2 separate regions of the Homo sapiens genome follow, and region 1 is linked to region 2. A link is a loop called in an ENCODE intact Hi-C map of the cell type or tissue named here. Cell type or tissue: ascending aorta. All regions are shown on one strand.

Region 1 (2,500 bases), 63 kb after region 2:
CAGGTCACTTGTGGGGCCCAGAAGTGAGTTATTGGCTTGGAATGGAAGCTGTGAAAGTTGAAGACGATAAACAGCTACTTGGACCATTTGCCTCAAATTCTGATCACCCATCTCGTCAGCAAAGGCCACAGCTCACTGAGGTTACTGTGGTTTCACCAGGTTTCCTCATTATTTGGAAAAGACCTGAGCTTGCCATTGCTAAGCTAAGTTGAACTATTTCACTTGGCCTAATTTTTCTGGTTATTTTATTTCTTAAAACTTAGCACCAGCTGAGCTTGGTTGCTCACGCCTATAATCCTAGCAACTTGAGAGACTAAGGCTGGCGGATAACTTGAGGCCAGGAGTTCAAGATCAGCCTGGGTGACACAGCAAGACCTCATCTCTAAAAAAAAAAAAAAACAATTAGCCGGCTGTGGTGGTGTGCACCTGTAATCCCAGCTGCTCTGGAGGCTGTAGCGAGCCTGGAAAGTCAAGACTGCAGACGGCAGTGAGTAATGATCACACCACTGCACTCCAGCCTAGGCAACACACCCAAAATCTAAAAAATAAGTAAAATGAAAAACTTAGCACTTATTTTTATTATGGATAAAAACAAGAAGGTGCTTGGCAGAAACAGCACAGCCCAGAGGAAAAAATGGCCCTATTGGTTTCTACCACCCTGATCCTGAATCCCCTGTGACACACAGGGTTAGTGTTCTCTCTTTATGGCTAACAAGTTTTGCTGACCTAGTAGTATTTAGGCAGGACAAGTAAGGCCTCAGGCTTAGGAAGCCAGATGCCTGGGGATTTGTAAGGGAGAGCCCTGGGAGCCTTCCCACGTTGCCCACCTGCACAGAGCTGTGTGCCCTTAAGCAAGTCACTTCACTCACTGAATCCTTCTTTCTGCATTAACTGGAGGATGATTGACACCCAGCCTGTGTTCCTAATACCATCACCCATCCATTGACCAGACACTGTCTTTAGAATCAAATGAGATAGCAGAAAAGGTTTTTTTAAAGCCTTTTACCTATGCTACAGAATAGTATTAAATAAACCAAACACACACACACACACACACACACACACATTTAAGAGGGAGTGGAGGGCGTTTCAGGCATATTAACTGCCCCAGGGACTGACAATGAGGATATAAAGTCCCTATAAGCCAAGGTCCAGGGCTGTCCTGTGTTAGCAGAGCCCTTGAAAGAGCTACCACAGGTCCCAACTAACTATTTAAGAACAAAGGGGAAAACACAACCCAGAAAACCAGAGAGAAGAGAAAAAATAAATAAATAAGAAACCAGGAGTACTGGTGCTTCTGAGGGCAGGTGGAAAGCACAGCCTTAGCCCTGGGGCTTTGATGACATCAGCACTGGCCAGAAAGGAGCTCAGCACATCTCCCTGCCCCTCCCACGGGTTCCAACCCCGCAGTTGCTCACCGCCAGCAGGGCCGGCACCTGAGTCACCCACTTGTCAACGCCCTGGGTTTCCCTTGGACTCCTTGCCCGCCGGGGCTGCCAGATGATGAGATCATAGCACTTGACAAAACCCTGTCTTTCAAAAGCACTTTTATCCAAATGATTTTTTTAAAAAAGAATTTAACAGGCATTATCTTACTAGCTGTCCCATCTTCGGCAAGGCCCACAGCCTGAATACATTAAGGTGTGTTCAGGTTTGAATACACCTTATTTTTTAGGGCAGTCTTAGGTTCATAGCAAAATTGGGCAGAAAGTACGGAGCTCTCACAGACCCCTTGTTCCCCCAGCACGCACAGCCCCACCCACTATCCGCATCCCCACATCCTGCACCAGAGTGCTACGTTGGTTACAATCCAAAGTCCATAGTCCGTGTTAGGGCTCACCCTTGGTGTTGTACATCCTATGACATATTCAGTTTTCAAGGAGAGAAACAGGCAACAAGGGTTCAGAAATGCACACCCTCTCAGTAGAGCAAGGACTCCACCCTCCCCAACCAGGACAGCCTTCTCTCCATCCTTAGTGTGATGCTTTCCTTCTTCAGCCATAAAGCAAGGGAACACTTGATAAGTATTAACGCGTAGGGAAAGTTTTTTCTAAAGCAGAATCATCTAAACTAGTGCTCCTCAAACTTTTACTTGAATACAAATCCCTCGAGAGTCTTGCTAAATCCAGATTTGGCTTGAATAGGTCTGGGACAGAGCCTGAGCTGCTCCAACAAGCTCCCAGGGGATGCCCACGCTGCAGGTGATCAGACCATATTTTGAGGAGCAAGGCTCTGTTTTAAAGGAGTGGCCACAGGGAGTGGGAGCTTTCAAGTGAGTGGATTGGGCCAAATCATACCTCTGCCAATGGCTGGATCTAAAACAATGTGATGATCAAACCTACGTTGCAGGACTCAAGAGGACAATGAATGCAAAGTTCAGTTCCGAGCTGGCACTCAATGACCTGAGCGTAACTACTGTTACTCTCCTTTTTGTTACTATTAGTATTATTATTATTAAGGCAGAGTCTCACTCTGTTGCCCAGGCTGGAGTGCAGTGGTA
Region 2 (2,500 bases):
TGGTATAGATCTTCATGTACCCTAAAATAATAAAGCTTCTAGAAGAAAAGCACAGGAGAATGACCTTGTAGGGAGAAACAGATTTAAATGGGACACAAAGGTAGAAGTGTATATTCTGGAGTCAAACTGCCAAAGTATGAAATCTAACTCCAAAGTTGGGCAAGTTATTTCACCTTTTCGTGCTTCAGTTCCTTCATCTGTAAAATGAAGATAATAAGCAAAGGACTATTCAAGCATCAAATACAATGAAACATGTAAAGTGCCTAGAACAGTGCCTGACACATGGCAGGCACTTATTACTATTATTATCCTTTCTAAAAATATTGAGACGGCCTCCTTTAAGGGAGAGATACTTGTTTTCTTTTTTCTTTTTTTTTTTTTTTTGGGGGGACACAGTTTCACTCTTTTTGCCCGGGCTGGAGTGCAATGGCACGATCTTGGCTCACTGCAACCACCACCTCCCGGGTTCAAGTGATTCTCCTGCCTCAGCCTCTCAAGCAGCTGTGATTACAGGCGCCTGCCATCATGCCCGGCTTTTTTTGTATTTTTTTAGTAGAGATGGGGTTTCACCACGTCGGCCAGGGTGATCTCGATCTCTCTACCTTGTGATCCGCCCACCTCGGCCTCCCAAAGTGCTGGGATTACAGGCATGAGCCACCGCGCCCGGCCAATACTTGTTTTCATTTTGTGTAGAAACCTTATGTTCTGCACTTTAACATACAATTTTTCTTTTCTTCTTTTTTTATCAGCTGACTTTAAGATTCATGATTTTTTCCCCCTCCCTATTGGAGGCTTTGCAGATGTTCATATCAGAGACACTGCCTCACAATTCACAAGCATTTGTTACACACCTGCCTGCCGTGTGCTGGACTCAGGTTCAGGGGCAGGGAGAGGAAGGTGGAGAAGATGCTTATACGGGGAACAGCTGACAGATTTTTTTCCCATCATCAAAAGCTTCCCATATAGTTGAACAGTACAATATAGGTTTGAGAAACTACTAGAAAATGTGACAGCCAATAAGAAATTGCTACACTGAGGCCCTGTGCAATGGCTCACACCTGTAATCACAACACTTTGGGAAGCCAAGGTGGGAGGATCACTTGAAGCCAGGAGTTTGAGACTAGCCTGATCCCGTCTCTAGAAAAATAAGAAAGAAAGAAAGTGCTACAGTTCACCAAGGAGATCATTAGAAAACATGACGGCATATTATAGGTGCTATTTGCACATATAGATGTACATACAGATATAAGTGTTTAAGAAGCTGGAAGAGGAAGAAATTGAAAGCATAGAAGAAACTGATGAGATTGAGTCATGAGAAGTCATGAGTACTTGCCCTGGAATACAACCTCTAAGAGGTGGCAACCCCTAATGCTGGCATGGTTTACTCTATTTGCTTAAGAAACACCCAGAACTGGAATTGCCTGGGCGGGATTACAGGTTTGGACGGCAGAGCCTTGGCAGAGAGAGGAAAGAGAGGAAGTCAGCCGGGGGACACCCACCCACGGCCCTCTCCCGGCTGACATCAGCACTCTCCCTGGGCACCTCATCAAATGATAACTCTAAGAAGTCCTTTGTATGCTAGGATGGTACTACTGATCCATTTTCAGCAAAGGAAACTGTATGCACCTTCTCCTTCCCACTTTCAATTTCTTATTTAACTAGATTTGGAGCAGAAACCAAACACCGTTTCTCACTACTATCAAAACCCTCCAAAATAAGATGACTAAATCTCAAAGAGATTAAACTCCAAAAACAAGTAAGCATTTTAGGCTGTTTAACCCACGCAAGTAAGCATGAGGATTTGAAGTCCACAGATTCACTAATCTTGTGGACATATCCCCAGATTTGTGCTTAATTTCTCCCACTCTCACTTACTTGATATTCCAAGATCTGTCTGACTTAAGTGGGTGAATTATCAGTTTGTGGACTATCCAATTCCCTATTTCTCCTTCTTTCTTCTACTGGCTTTATTTTTTACTTTTTGCTATTTACCACTTATTCTGGAATCTCCATCTGAGGATAGTGGAAAAAAGAGATTGAAATACAATTAATGAAATGTCAGGGAAGAGGTAGAAACTGGTATCTGAAAGCAGTGGGGTTTTAAACATTGTATTAGCGTTATCATTATTATTTTTGTGTTTTTCCTTTATCCAGTCTCCCTCCTCAATCTTTTAAAATTCTCTTCCTTCCTGTCTTAAATTATAAAGGTAATTTGGGCTCAGATGTTGCTTGGTCCTGGCTGAGAATCTTTGACTGTACAACTTCCAGTTTAGACATGCTTTCTGAGGATTTAGTCATCACAAATAATGTATTTGATTACTGAATTCCAGATGTAATAAAATAGAAGCACATTTGTATCATATTCCTACATTATAAATTCTGTATCTAGCTAAAATTTTTTTTCAAAAGTAGCGTATCATCTTCCACTTTCAAATCCTGCTCTCTTCCTCTTTTATTCTAAAAAAATACCCCAAATTAGTGACACCCCCATCCACTCAGT

What was found. Hi-C counts contacts between places; a loop is a spot of excess contacts. Peaks named below come from ENCODE experiments on the same cell type or tissue, not always from the same donor. Only the 100,000 strongest peaks of a DNase experiment are listed, where the experiment ranks them.
Region 1: it touches region 2 in a loop (2.7-fold over the local background); 12 of 110 quality-filtered maps call a loop at or near these places.

The regions. Positions count from the first base shown.
Region 1 is chr18:22,222,764-22,225,263 of GRCh38, reverse strand. The region is part of intron 2 of LOC105372017 (a long non-coding RNA gene); the gene reads right to left. Among named protein-coding and RNA genes, the nearest start is that of GATA6, 54 kb to the right of the region's middle. In ascending aorta, no CTCF peak of the experiment used is centred here; a DNase peak (open chromatin) is centred at 1,433.
Region 2 is chr18:22,285,718-22,288,217 of GRCh38, reverse strand. No RefSeq gene overlaps it. Among named protein-coding and RNA genes, the nearest start is that of GATA6, 120 kb to the right of the region's middle. In ascending aorta, no CTCF peak of the experiment used is centred here; a DNase peak (open chromatin) is centred at 1,417; H3K4me3 peaks cover 520 bases; H3K27ac peaks cover 879 bases.